Regions from separate parts of the Homo sapiens genome. Here all the other regions are linked to region 2. Evidence: chromatin contacts called from ENCODE Hi-C or POLR2A ChIA-PET data. All regions are on one chromosome and are shown on one strand. Each heading gives the region's core, a stretch centred on a gene start or an enhancer-like site at or near the end of the contact. The rest is flanking DNA. Distances are from core to core; before and after follow the strand shown.

Region 1 (2,711 bases), core at 12-2,511, 470 kb before region 2:
CCAATAATCTTTTATATATATATTATTATTATTATTATTATACTTTAAGTTCTAGGGTACATGTGCACAATGTGTGGGTTTGTTACATATGTATACATGTGCCATATTGGTATGCTGCACCCACCCAATAATCTTTCTATTTTAATTGTTTTGCAGAGATGGGAGTCTCTCTATGTTGGCCAGGCTGGTCTCGAACTCCTGGGCTCAAGAGATCCTCTGGTCTTGGCCTCCCAAAGTGCCAGGATTACAAGCATGAGCCCCCGTGCCAGCTCTTTTAAAAATCAGGAAAGCACAGGAAAAGAGTGAGTGGGTACGCTTGGCTGGAAGTCAAGGGCCTGGCACGGGGTTGTGGAGCCAGGCTCTTCCTGGCGGCGGGGCTGTGGGGAGCTGGATGGCTGGACTGAGGTTACTGAGAGCCCTCCTCAGCCGAGCAGCAGGGGATTTACCCATCAAAGTAATCAGGGACAGAGTCTGAACCTGTCCCCATTGGCTCAAGATAATTAAAAGGGGATGGAAAAAATGTTATCTTTTAAAGGGCTTTGGGAGGTTGAGGCCTTCGCAGGAGAATGGCCAGGAGACTAGTGTGTGCAAAGAGGCAGGCGGATGATCCCCATCCTACAGGGGCATTTATTTTGTGGACACCGGGGTCACCTGGGAAGCAGGTCTGGCCTCAGTTCTCCGGCCTGGGGCACTGTTTGTTCTGTGTCTCGCTTGTGGAATAAAGAGGATTCCTGTTTCAGTGAGGAACCACACCTGCTCAGAGGGAAAATACTCTGCTTGTCAGAATCTTTCACTTTCTGTGAACCAGCTCCTTGGCCTGATAGGGTCACAGGGCCCAGGAGTGGTCAAGGAAGCTTCTGTGAATGTATTGAACGTCAAGAGTGTCCAGGGGGATGTGTGGTGTTTGGCCCGATTCCTGTCATTGCCAGTGGAAATGCCATCTCTGGAGTTTGCCCCAGGTGTTTGTGAAGCAGGTTGGGATTCGGAGCTGAACGCTCCTCTAAAGATATGTGCTGGCTTCTTATGTCATGGCTAGACAGCCCCTGCTGGGCCTGTTTGCTGTCCCTTTCTCTTTGCCCCTGAGTTGTGTCAGGAGATTTGAGGAACTTCTGACTCATCCTAGCAAGTGGCTATGGCCTTTTTGCAAAAAGCTGTGTCCCAAGGGAAGAGGCAAATGTGACCCAGGTAGGTGCCAGCAGTCACATGGCTTGCAGGGATGACAAGCTCAAACAGGACTTGATGGCTGGGTGTGATGGAAACCATAACACATGATTCTTGGGAGCAGGTCCGTGCTGGCTGGCAGGATATTTGGCTCTGTTTGTGTTTGAACAGTCTGACAACAGCCATAAAGCCTAGCAGCTGTGAGGTATTTCAGGTACCGGAGGACTTCTGGACTTCGGTTAACCTTGGGGTCTTGGGAGTAGAACTTTAGCTTTGAATAATTTAAGGGCTTGGCCTGTAACCTCACGCCTGTAACCCCAGCGCTTTGGGAGGCCAAGGTGGGCGGATCACTTGAGGTCAGGAATTAGAGACCAGCCTGGGAAACATAGCGAAACCCCCTCTCTACAAAAAAAAAAAAAAAAAAAAAAAAAAAAAAAAAAAAGAAAGAAAGAAAGAAAAAAAAAAAGAGCCAGGTGTGGGGGCACGTGCCTGTAGTCTTAGCTACTTGGGAGCTGAGGAAGGAGGATTGTGTGAGCCCAGGAGGTCCAGGATACAGTGAGCCATGATTGTGCCACTGCACTCCGGCCTGGGTGGCAAAGCAAGACCCTGTCTCACAAAAATAAAAAATAAAAAAAAAAAAAAAATAAAAAAAGGAAGCAGTGAGACAGCTCTTACTTAGAAAAGGAACCCTTAAGCCCTCTGCATATTCAGTTCTGGAGACTCTGCTAAGAGCAGCCCTTCCATTCATTAATTTCCTGAAGAAATGGATTTAGATATATTGCTGTATTTTTTTCTTCCAGAAGTTGATCCCTAGATGCCAGATAAACATCCCCTTGATCTTCTGGGAGCCTAAGGTTTTTACTTGGTCCCATGGGATGCAATAGGGCTAAGGCCTTCATGGAAAGTTGGAAGTCAAACTCGGGAGGGAGATTAGCCCAGCCTCAGCGACCCCTCCTCTTTGGACCTGTGATAGAGATTAATGAAATCCGGGGATTAGTACCGAAGATATCGTGTGCTGGCATGAGCGCGGGCTCTGGGCCTTTCTGGGTCCCAGGCTGGGAGCTGGCTGAGGCGCTGGAGAGGAGCAGTAAGGAAGGTTGGCATCTGGGTGGACCCGATGTCAGGCCTGGCCCGCGCACCCACCAGTTATGTAACCTTGGGCAAATGTCCTCCCTGAGCTGAGCCTTTCTTTCCTCATGGACTAAACAGGGTAAGACGACCTTGTTTTCCAGATGGTGTGGGGCCGGAACAGCACAGGGAGTGTCGGCACCCGCTTGGCGCTGGCGTTAGCGTCCGCAGCTCTGCGGCTGGGCTTTCTGCTCATCTCCTCGAAGGAGATCTTAGGGTCTTCATTTTGAAAAGGGGAGATGGAGTGGAGCTGCTGGGCCCGGCTGCGGAGGTGGTGGTTTCGTGCGTGGGCGCGAGGACGGCTTTGGCAGCCCTTTCCGTGCCCTTTCCATGGTGCCAGGCCGGTTCTGGAGGTGACAGGGCTGACCGGTCTGTGTGGGCTCGAGACACGGCCGCAGCCCTTTGAAGCTCTTTTAAACTTC
Region 2 (2,700 bases), core at 35-2,534:
AATAATAAGTGACATTTGAAGAGCACTTTCCAGTTGACAAAGCCCTTTCACATCCATTGTCTCACTTGACCACTGGAGCAACCCTGTGATGTAGGTTATTATTTCCGGTTTTGAAGATGAGGCAACCTGAACACAAGGATGTCACGTGACTTGTCCACGTTTGCAGGGTGGGCAAACCCTGGAGCCCAGGCTTGCACTGGAATCCCCTGACTCCAGATCCCAAGTTCCTTCCTTAACAAAATATTTGACTCAGTACACTGAGAGAACTTTGCCCCTGGCCTCAGAAAAAGTAGCTCATGGTATCTCCCAGTGTAGAGTCTGATCTGCTTAGGAAAGTAAGTTTGAACCTTCCTGAAGGCAGAGGTATGGACGAGATGACCCAGACCTCATCTAAAGCCAGGCAGCTTTGTGATTCCCTTCCAGGATTTTATGAAAGAAATAAAATTATTCACTTGGAATGTTTGCTACCAGAAATGTCAGAGAAGCTGTAAAGGGCCATTTATTTGGGACCTTCTAACCATGTGTTATGGTAGAAAATTTGAGAGAAGGAACAGGCCATTAGGAAAATTATTTTATTCACTTCAACTATTATTGTCTTGTTCTGATAATATTCTATTTGAAAACTTGCATTCATAGCACTCTTTCACATAAAATCGTGTTCTCTGGGTCCTTCCCACCTCATCATGCTTCTTTCTCTCACATGTATAGAGATTGTTTTTCATTTTGAACCCAGTTGCTTCCTCTTTGATGCTGTAGAAAATCACCCTTCTGGGCGTGTGGCATAATGACTTCCATGGCAATGGGCTGAAGTTACAGACAAGCCATTACGTGAGCACGACAGGCTGAGCAGAGAGACCAGAGCCAGTTCTTTTAAAACTGCTGTCCTTGATAATAGCAGGACAGAGGTAGAAAATTACTGGCATTATAAATTGCTTTTTCGATAAAGGTTTTGACTCTGTCTTTTAAAAAGCTGTGCCACACGGGGAAAATCTCTCTGCATTTTTAATTGTAGATAATTTTGTGTAAGAAAAACCTCCCCATGAAAATGGTCTAATGAAATGTGCTTCGTTTGACTTTGGCAAAGCTCCATGTCATTCTAAACGAGTGCATAAAAACAGACACAAACAATATTTGCTATTACCTAAAAGTGTAAGAGATAATTTACATCAAAAGCAAAAGAGGAGATTGAGAATTGGAGAGTGGTCCCTAAAGCAGAGCTCCCACTTCTACACGCACGCATAAAAGAGCAGGAATAAAGGAAGTGTGGTGTACTGCCACCCAGCGGTGAGTCAGGGAAGACTGAGGACTACCATGACCCCTCAGTGTCCAGAGCCCAACCTAGGTAGACAAAAACCAGGGCAAAAAGAAACAAGGCCCCAGTCCTGCTAAAGGAGAAGACATGTTCTAAAGTTTATGCTTTACTCAAAGAATGCCATCTCAGAATCTTGTTAATGCTTATCTTAGGCATAATTCTAACATGCATAACTTTCAAACCCATCAGGAGATCGAAACCATCCTGGCCAACATGGTGAAAACCGGTCTCTACTAAAAATACAAAAATTAGCTGGGCATGGTGGCGCGTGCCTGTAGTCCCAGCTACCCAGGAGGCTGAGGCAGGAGAATCGCTTGAATCCGGGAGGCGGAGGCTGTAGTGAGCCAAGATCACACCACTGCAGTCCAGCCTGGGCAACAGAGTGAGACTCCATCTAAAAAAAAAAAAAAAAAAAAAAAAAAAGAAGAAGCAAGTAAATAGAATGGAAAGAGGAAAGGAAGGCCTATTGCATGTAGGCTTCTCTGTGTAAGCAGTACGGTGCATCCCGTAGAGGACAATGGTGGACTCCTTAGAGTCAAGTGTCTCTGTGCCTTTTACTAGCTGGGGAACTTGCTCAAGTCATATCACCTCATTGTACTTCATTTTCCTCATCTGAAAAATTAGCATGATAATTGTACTACCTACCTCATAGAACTGTTTTTGAGGATTAAAGAAGAAATTCGTAGAAATAGGGCAGTTCCTGATACTTAGTATGCATTCAGTGTCAGCCATGAGCATTTTAGAAATATAGAAGCTCAAATCCATTAAGGACTAAATCCTGGTTGTTATTTAAATTATTCATTTGTTCATTCAATTCACATTTATTAAGCACATATTATGAGCCAGGTAATGAATAGCCGCTGTGTAAATAAATATCAATAAGCGACTGCCCTTCCCATCTAGGAACTCAGACATGCAAGCAAAATTTACATCAATGGTGGGAAGTGCTGGAGGAGCATTTACGTGGGAACACAGACCCTATCCCTGGAGAGGTCAGGATGGCTTCCTAGGGGTGACGTTCAAGGGGGTGCATGGGAGGTGAGGAGGGGGAGTGCATTCCAGAGGAGGATGCAACATGTTTAAACAAAGGCTCAGATGGAGGGAGAGCTGGTGATTTTGCTCCTCAGGGTGTAAGGGGTTCTGAGAGGGGAGTTGAGGCTGAAGAGGCAGGCGGGGCCAGTGCTGGAAGGCCCTTGCCTGTGCAGCTAAATCCTTAGGTTTGCTCCACGGTGTTCAAACTTCTTCAGCATTACATATATTTTTCCCCAACAAAATCTCATGGAAAACTCCAGCATATGAAAAAAAAATAAAAGCAGCATTTTGTTAACAGACATTTAGTTTGTAAGTTCAAATTTATGACGGTTACAGAATGAATCAATAAGATCAAT
Region 3 (2,728 bases), core at 64-2,563, 330 kb before region 2:
GGCGCCAGGCCTATCCCTTTCCCTGATTGTTTGGCTGAGGAAAGTTTGGAAAATCTCCAGAAAACAATTGTTAAAACTAATCTGAAACAGGCTGTAAGTGGCATGGGAGAAGTGCGAGGTGTGGACACGGGCAACCCTGCCATGAGATGGAGGTCTCTGAATGTCGAAAGCGAGTGATCTGCAGATGTACAGTGCCCACGGGGCAGTCAGCCTTTAAGGGCAGTGTGGGAACATGCAAAGAACAGGACCCCAGGCTCCCGTTGCAACCAGGTCAGTCCCTGTTTTCAGCACCACTGGGGCGGCCTCATGGGGAAAGAGGGTACAACGGGGCTGGAAGTGAGTTTAATGGGGCTGCGATTCGGAAGCTGAGGGTTTTAGTCCAGCAACTGCTTAGTTGTTCCCGTACAACTTCATGTTGTTAAACTACAAGGTTCAGTCCTTGATCAGTTAAATAGGAACAATGCTGTAAAACCTCTGTCCAATCTACTTCACAAGCCTCCTGGCAATGCACATAAAAGGGCTGCATACATTCCTAAGCTGGGACCAGGAAGGGTGGGAGGCAGACGTTATCCTGAAGACAGACAGAGAGCTAGTCGTCTACATTTTACCATGTCACCTGCCTGGGAACCCTCCGCACTTGCCTGGGCCTAGGGTCCAATGGGCTTCCTGTCTCTGACCAGAGGTCGGGAAACAGCTCTGTGCGGGAGTTGGCCGATCTGCTGAGTGGGGTCGTCCTGGGGTTGATATTTGTTCTTAGCAACAGGCATTTCAAATGCACAATGCATGATTGTAGCCCTTGGAATGCAGCATTTTTGAGCAGCGAAGTACAGGTTGCCAACTGTAAAATATCACCATGTTCACACTGGTTCTAAAGACAAGCGGAGAGAAGGGAATAATTCTATATTAAGACAAACCTTGCAATCTACCCTCCAGAGCCTTCTGGAAGAAATTAGGATCATTTTAAAAAGGGCTGCATTAACACAGTGGGGCATTCATTCCTTTTATTTTATTCCTTACATATTCACAATTGGAAAATTTTTATCATTCTGGAGTTATTAAGTAGTATGGGGGAAGGATTACTTATTTTTGCATGTATTTTTGAAGGAGGCTTTCCTTATTTCTTTTCATGTTAAAAAATTTACCCTTTCTGAAGCCTTTTTTTTTTTTTTTTTTTTTGGCGTATGTGTGTTTCGCAAAACTTGGCACGAGCATGAGAGGCTGACCTTTAACTTGAGGAGGAGGAGGAAGTGCAGTGAGGGGCAGCTGCGGAGGGCGTGGAGGAGGCAGGATGACTCAGTGTCTCTGTAACGCCCTCCTCTCCCCTCTCGGCCCTGGGCCAAGTGTGTCCAACCAGTGCTGCATCAGAGAAAGAAATCCTGCAGAAGTGACCGCTGTGGTAATGACAGCATAAATAGTTCCTCTTTTGAAGTTTTAATGCTCCTGAAGCTGTGGGAGAAACAGTCAGCTTTCAGATTCCTCCCTCGACTACTGGCAAACCGTGAAGAACTGTGTTTTCTCTCCAAGACACACCAGAGTGGTTATAAGGGCAAAGAATGATTGGACTTTAGAAGCCGAAAAAGGACTAGAGGCAGACAAATGGACAGCATTTCAGGGTGGCCCTGGGTTCACAGTGACCTTGAACCTTCACCTAAGTTTTTGGCAGCTGAGTCTCCATAAGAGGGGACAACTGCATTTACTATCGGAGAACTGCAGTTTCTCTCTCTGGCTGAGTAGAGTTGGTCTCTGTCTATGGGGCATCCTGTGGTCATCTCTCTCTGCAATGCAGGAAGCTCTGTCTGCCTGCCCCCTTTCCTACCTAACTGAAATTGAGGGGTAATTGCCTCCTGCACCCATATTTTCGAAATCTCAACTCACATACACACCATCTTTTGCTCTTGACTTCATAACAGCAATAGTAGAATGTCATTATCTTTGTCAGCAATGGCAAAATCAGCAAAATGAGCACTTACTGTGTATAAGCCTGGTCAAAGATAACAGACGCAGAGAGAGAGAGAGAGAGAGAGAGAGAGAGATTCCTTCAAGGGTCTTACAAGGTATTTGAGGATGAGACCATTATTCTTTCCCCAGCACGACACTAAAACTCTTCTCAACAAAGTTGTAAGTGACCTGCTAATTGCCAATCCCAGCAAACACTTCCCAATACCTTCCTGAAATGGTTGACGTGACCTCATTATTTGAACACCCTTCCCTGAATGGCCAAGACAGCACCCTGCCTTGGCTCTCCTGCTACCTTCTCACACCACACCCTGAGGTCAATTCTTCCTCCATCTGTCCCATAAATGTAGCTGCTGTTTCTCAGGGTTCCACCTTTGGTCTTCTTGTCAGTCCTCAATTTTCTTTTTTCTTAGTTACTTTGCCTAATCCTGGAGGATGTGAATTTACATTTTAACACATTTCCTAGAGGTACTGATATAAATCCCAAGCAGTTTTGAGACTCTCTGGACTTCTTCATCCTTCTAGTTCTTAGCATCTGCATCTATAAAATGGGGATGATAATGGTACTTGTTTCATTGGACTGTTGTTAGGATTCTATGTAAAGCACTTAGAAGAGTGCCTGGCACATAGGCAGTTTTACATAAATATCTGTTGTTAAGTTTGGGCAAAGGCCTAATAGAAAATAAGTTTTTGAAGGAAAGTTGGGGCCTTTTGCAGAGACAGATGGTTCTTTCCCCAAATCTAGTCTCTCCTTCTTCCAGAATCCCCCTGT
Region 4 (2,700 bases), core at 63-2,562, 490 kb before region 2:
AACCTTTTCCTGTTCGGAAAAAATTTTAATTGTTGGCAAAGTTAGGAAACAGCTCTGTTACTCAAAGAGCGACCTGAAATGTCCTCTTAGAAAAATATGTAATATGATGTTTTGATAAGTAGGAGACTGCTGTGGCTTTTTTTTTTTTAAAGTCTAAATTAGTATATGTCCCACCTGAGTTAGTGAACGCTTCTTGAATGTTTTAAAGATTTCCTTATTATGTCTCCTGCAGTCTTTTTAAAAATGACCCCCAGCTGGGCTTGCCAGTGATCTGACAGGCTTATCATGAATGTTAGAGAGCTTCACCCCCTCTCCCCAAGTCAATGCAACAACCAGGAAGCTTCTATCTGGGAAGATCTTTCTTCCCCCTTTATCATTAACTAAATGTGACAGGGACAGGAGTCAAGCTTCCTCTCCTCCAGAGATTTCATCGGAGCTTATCTGTGTGTCTATTGTGTTCAAAGAACAAAACTGTCATGATGGAATATTGTGCAAATGCCTGGACTTCCAGTGTATAGAAAATGTCAGGGTCAGACTGCAGGGCTGCATTCCAGTGCTACCCCAAGTGCGGGCCTGCTGATCTTAAGGAGGAATTAAGAACTCGGTTCGGCTGGGGTTGGTGGGTACAGCAGACAAGGCTGTGGCTCTGTGAGCATACATGTGTGTGTGTGGCGCCTTCCCATAGGAATTTGGGGATCTTAGGGGAATGCAATAGGATGGGAGGGAAATGTACTCCCTGGCCTCTTTTAGGGATTCTTGTACCTACTCTAAGCCCCTGGCCCTCCTCACAGCGTGTCTCGAGGTGAGGGTAGATCTTGGGTGTGGAGGAAGGTGGGGATTCTTGGGAACAGGAGACAGTCACTGCCATCACCACACACCTGCTCCGTTCCAGCCGGGAATCTGGGGCTCCGGTGGTGTCTTCCCCGCTCTCACACTTCACTGTATGCTCTGGCAGGAGGGCTTGTCACGTAGCTGCTGTGTTGAAATCTTTAGGCGGAATGCAGTACAGAGAGTCAGAGGGCGTTTTGAAATGTGGATTTCTCAGCCCTGACTGCTGGGCCTTACCCTGACTTTTGCATCTCCCTTTAGAAAGTGAGACCCCTCCATTTTCTCTCTTCTACCACCTTTTAATGAGAGAAGACTTCTCTCCCAGTTTGTGTTGGAGCCAGGCCTCATCCTGCTGTGCAGAGGCTCTGCTCAGGCGCAGTGGTTGGCACTCGGGCCCGGGCGTCCCATGTCAATGGCATGAGGATGTGGGCGCTGTGGCTGCACCCCTGGGTGACCACAAATCCAGCCAGAGCCTTTTTGTGGTTGAGAAGAGGGGCCGCAGAGATGCAGGGGGCATGGTCAGCTGAGCCTTGCATCCAGTTGGCAGAGGAGGCCAAGAAAGCTGGGAGACTGTGCACATTCCAGGGTCTTAGGGCACCCAGAATCCCACTCCTTGGGAGCAGACCTCTGAGGAAAGAGGCTGCTGAATGAACAAGGTGTAGTGGCTGTGTGCCCTGTACTGTGCTGGGGGCCAGAAGCTATAAGACAAGGCCCTTCCTTCTGGGGAGCTCACAGCGTTTCCCTCGTCTCCTTTTCCACGTGTCCCACGGACTCCCCTGAACACCATCTTACTCTGTGTTGTAGAGGAGGTGAATCAAACCATGGCTTTCTCATCTGCAGCCTGGCTCTGGTGTTTCTGCTGAAACTTGGAGAGACCACCTCTGGCCCCTTTCACCATATATTTGCAGTTGTGGGTTTGTATCTGTACTACTTCTAAGCTCCTATACATACCACACTGAATAGGAATAGAGAAGCAGGACTTTGGGGCGCAGGATACCACTATTCTAAGTTGGGGTCTAATATTCCCTTCATGGTGACTGCTTACATGCCAGGCACCGCTGAGCATTTTTATGTATCTCATTTAGTACATGTAACAACCCTGATAAGGCTCTGTAATTTAGCCCTGCTTTACAGGTGAGGAAACTTAAGACACATTAGGGGCTAGGCAGCTTCCCAAGGTCACCTAGGTAAGTAAGTAGCAGAGCCACCCAGGAAGTACTCAAAAGAAAGATTGTTGGTTTTTCTTCCCTAGTTGGCCTAGGGATGATAAACATGGCATGATTAGTTATGAAGCTGCGGTAGCTTGAGAGTTAGAGCTCTTTGCGTTCTCTGTCATTTCTTCCCATCCCAGGTTGTCTGTTTGGACAGTGTAGCCCCTGGCTACGTGGAGGTGTGTCATGGAGTTAGTTGGTGCATCCTGCTCATACTACTGGTCATTGGTAGAACTGGAGGGTAGGGGCACTACTTGAATTAAAAAAAAATTTCTTTTGGCAGGTCAGCTTTCTCAAATACAAAAGCAATGACTCTGTTTTCCTTACATTCACTTGTATTTGCTTAATGGGCTTTAAAGGTGTGAATGAATCCAAGTCTTATTAATTTGGGGGCCTTTAATTCTTGATCAGCTCTATATTTCTATATTCTTTTTTTTTTTTTTTTTTTGGCGACAGAGTGTTTAACTCTTGTTGCCCAGGCTGGAGTGATCTCAGCTCACCGCAGTCTCCTTCTCCTGCCTCAGCCTGCCAAGTAGCTGGGATTACTGGCGCCTGCCACCACACCCGACTAATTTTTGTATTTTTAGTAGAGATGGGGTTTCACCATGTTGGCTAGGCTGGTCTTGAACTCCTGACCTCAGGTGATCTGCCTGCCTTGGCC
Region 5 (2,700 bases), core at 101-2,600, 440 kb before region 2:
TCAGGTGATTCTCCCACCTCAGCCTCCCAAGTAGCTGGGACTACAGGTGTACACCACCAAGCCCAGGTAATTTTTAAATTTTTTGTAGAGAAAGGGTTTCACTTTGTTGCCCAGGCTGCTCTCGAACTCCTGGGCTCTAGCGATCCTCCCACCAAGATTACAGGCATGAGGCACCGTGACTGGCTCATTGTTAGTTTTTATGGCATGGAAAAGCAGTGAGAAACTATTAATAGGGAAATTGCAGAGAAATTTCTTGATGAATCCTGGACAGTAGAGATTTGTGACAGCTATGTTCTGCTGTGCATTTCACAAGCATTATCTCATTTAATCCTCACAACTCTATGAGGTATTATATGATTATTCCCATCTTATTGATGAAAAACCGAGACTTAGAGGGAGGTTAAGAAGCTTGCACAGAGGTCAACTGCTAATAACCAGTGGTGCTGGGCTTTGAATCCAGGCCCATCTGACTCTAGCACTGGTATTAACAATTATGGGCTCATGCTGAAATAACGACAGCTGCTAACTATGTGTCAGCCACTCTTCTAAGCATATTACTAACTCATTTCATTCCTACAGTAATCATACTCACATACAGATGGATAAATGGAGATGCAGAGTTTCAATAGCACCCCAACCAATCAGTGGTAAAGACAGAATTTGAACCCAGAGTCTTTGATTTTAATGTTTTTAGCCACCACACTATATTCTTCAAAGCTTTGTTGCTGTGGTTTTTAGGTTTCATCTGCAGCTTCTTTTGTCAGATTTTTTTTTTTTTTAAGTCTACTCACTTGTGATTTCTACAAACAAGTTGCTTTAATTTTGCCTGGTCTCTTTGATTCCAAGGTTGCTCGCTGTAATAGCCTTAAAGAAATTTCTAGGAGATATTTTTGTCTTAATGAGATGAGCTGTTCTCATAATGCTGAGCTTCTGCTTTTCTAAGCCAGGAGAGTTACTTGTAATAACTGGGGCATCAACAGCTTATGGGAACCCAACCAATCCCACTGTGGATTTTATTTAAGGCAAGATGGGCGACTTTCACCCTTTAGGCCTGTGGATCACTGTTCATGGCTCTTAAATGAATGCTGCCGTTCAAAAAGATGACTGGCACGATGCTCCCAGTTTTTACTATTTCTTTTGAAACATGAAATGTCAGAGCTTATTAATTCTACTTGTTCTTTCTGCAGATGAAAAAAACTCTGACCGCCCCAAAGGTTATGAGACTTGCCCAGGACTTCTGATCCTAGTCCAGGGAATTTCCTGGCCTCTAGGCTGCCTCTTGGCGATGTCGGTATATTTGTTTTTTTGTGTTTTGGGGGGTGAACAGTCCCAGGGTATCTGCTGCTCATGTCTTCATAGTGGAATGCAGGATGATATAATGCTTTTCAGCTGTTTCATTGTGAATTTACTCCAGATAGTTTTTGTTTAATCACAACAATATTTCCTGGGTTGCCAGGCAACATGGTGATGAAGTTTCAGTCTTTATTGCCAGCCAATGAAATGGAAAGGGTTCTATCTTTTGTTTCCAGATGAAGTTCTCTCTCTCTCTTTCTAGATTTGTGTTCGCTTTGTGTTGAGATGAAAAAATCAAAAAGGCATAAGGAGAAAAAGCTAATTAAAGAGGGAATGGGCTGGGCGCAGTGGCTCACGCCTGGAATCTCAGCACTTTGGGAGGCCGAGGCAGGTGGATCACAAGTTCAAGAGATTGAGACCATCCTGGCCAACACGATGAAACCCTGTCTCTACTAAAAATACCAAAAATTAGCTGGGCGTGGTGGTGCATGCTTGTAATCCCAGCTACTCGGGAGGCTGAGGCAGGAGAATCGCTTGAACCCGGGAGGTGGAAGTTGCAGTGAGCCGAGATTGCACAATTGCACTCCAGCCTGGTGACAGAATGAGACTCTGTCTCAAAAAAAAAAAAAAAAAAAAAAGGGAATGAACATCCTTCCTTCTGGTTCTTTTACTTGAATAAGTGGAAGGTGTGGACATTTGTGTGTGACAGTAGGTTGGGGGAATGTTGGCACCTTGGAGAGTTACCTTAAAACTCAACATAGACCTGGCTAATTGGGAAAGGAAACACGTTTAATTAAGACAAAATTAGAAAGTCACAACTCCAGGGTAATTCACATAGATAAAATATGCATCCATCTGAGGAAGAACTACTGGGTGCATGTAAGCTACAAATTCATAATGAAATGTGTGTGCGTGCTCCTCCCTCGCTGCTTTCAGGTCTGGTTCTAACCCAACGAACACTTTTGTTAAGTTGAGGAATCCTCAATGGAAATGGGAGGATGGCAATCCCGGAAGACACTAAAGAAAATTAATGAATGATTTGTGGTTAGAGGAAAGACGAAAAGAACCCGTGTTGTGTTGATGAGTTGGCGGAGGCAGAATCCTGCTTGCCACCCACCAGGACCTTCTGGTGCATTCTCATTCCACTGTTGCCATCTGTGGGTGCTGCATGTTGCTTCCCCTCCCGTTACCTGGTGCCTCTGATGCCTCCCTTCTGATGTCTCTCTGATGGTGTCGCTCATTTTTACCAGGAAGCTCATTTGCTTGTGCTGGTGTTGTGGCCCGTGAGGTAAGCATTTCCCTACAGGAGACCAAGGTCCAGGACCCTGCATCATACAAGCCCACTAAGTCACCAGCTTCAGGAAGGTCTTTTGTCATCATCTAGACACATCCCTGTTCTGCCTCTTG

What was found. Hi-C counts contacts between places; a loop is a spot of excess contacts on that map. ChIA-PET counts read pairs that join two places held with the same protein, here RNA polymerase II (POLR2A). Pooled maps may share reads with other maps.
Region 1: a map of gastrocnemius medialis shows a loop between it and region 2 (2.6-fold over the local background). The contact joins two enhancer-like sites. A Hi-C loop is called at or near these places in 2 of 168 maps with a recorded cell type or tissue (body of pancreas and gastrocnemius medialis) and 2 of 50 pooled maps. POLR2A ChIA-PET finds 5 or more read pairs at or near these places in 1 of 52 experiments (MCF 10A).
Region 3: a map of ovary shows a loop between it and region 2 (5-fold over the local background). The contact joins two enhancer-like sites. A Hi-C loop is called at or near these places in 7 of 168 maps with a recorded cell type or tissue (HCT116, HepG2, endothelial cell of umbilical vein and 4 more) and 15 of 50 pooled maps. POLR2A ChIA-PET finds 5 or more read pairs at or near these places in 1 of 52 experiments (activated CD4-positive, alpha-beta T cell).
Region 4: a map of HepG2 shows a loop between it and region 2 (6-fold over the local background). The contact joins two enhancer-like sites. A Hi-C loop is called at or near these places in 4 of 168 maps with a recorded cell type or tissue (HepG2, endothelial cell of umbilical vein, heart right ventricle and 1 more), 1 of 37 single-sample maps with no recorded cell type and 4 of 50 pooled maps. POLR2A ChIA-PET finds 5 or more read pairs at or near these places in 2 of 52 experiments (HepG2 and naive thymus-derived CD4-positive, alpha-beta T cell).
Region 5: a loop to region 2 is called in a map of endothelial cell of umbilical vein, with 10 times the contacts of the local background. The contact joins two enhancer-like sites. A Hi-C loop is called at or near these places in 2 of 168 maps with a recorded cell type or tissue (endothelial cell of umbilical vein and naive thymus-derived CD4-positive, alpha-beta T cell), 5 of 37 single-sample maps with no recorded cell type and 8 of 50 pooled maps.

What each region holds. Positions count from the first base shown.
Region 1 is chr13:40,535,326-40,538,036 of GRCh38, reverse strand. No RefSeq gene overlaps it. Among named protein-coding and RNA genes, the nearest start is that of LINC00598, 56 kb to the right of the region's middle. RefSeq lists a silencer at 171-465. Within about 2 kb of position 1,261, at least 7 of the 41 ENCODE cell types and tissues checked have a DNase peak (open chromatin) inside an H3K27ac peak, as active enhancers do; they include gastrocnemius medialis, where a contact is called at or near this core.
Region 2 is chr13:40,067,960-40,070,659 of GRCh38, reverse strand. No RefSeq gene overlaps it. Among named protein-coding and RNA genes, the nearest start is that of LINC00332, 110 kb to the left of the region's middle. Within about 2 kb of position 1,284, at least 4 of the 41 ENCODE cell types and tissues checked have a DNase peak (open chromatin) inside an H3K27ac peak, as active enhancers do; they include gastrocnemius medialis and ovary, where a contact is called at or near this core.
Region 3 is chr13:40,401,141-40,403,868 of GRCh38, reverse strand. All of the region lies in intron 6 of LINC00598 (long intergenic non-protein coding RNA 598), which reads left to right. Among named protein-coding and RNA genes, the nearest start is that of LINC00598, 78 kb to the left of the region's middle. Within about 2 kb of position 1,313, at least 25 of the 41 ENCODE cell types and tissues checked have a DNase peak (open chromatin) inside an H3K27ac peak, as active enhancers do; they include ovary, where a contact is called at or near this core.
Region 4 is chr13:40,561,731-40,564,430 of GRCh38, reverse strand. All of the region lies in intron 1 of FOXO1 (forkhead box O1), which reads left to right. Among named protein-coding and RNA genes, the nearest start is that of LINC00598, 82 kb to the right of the region's middle. RefSeq lists an enhancer at 350-1,103. Within about 2 kb of position 1,312, at least 12 of the 41 ENCODE cell types and tissues checked have a DNase peak (open chromatin) inside an H3K27ac peak, as active enhancers do.
Region 5 is chr13:40,506,986-40,509,685 of GRCh38, reverse strand. No RefSeq gene overlaps it. Among named protein-coding and RNA genes, the nearest start is that of LINC00598, 27 kb to the right of the region's middle. Within about 2 kb of position 1,350, at least 3 of the 41 ENCODE cell types and tissues checked have a DNase peak (open chromatin) inside an H3K27ac peak, as active enhancers do.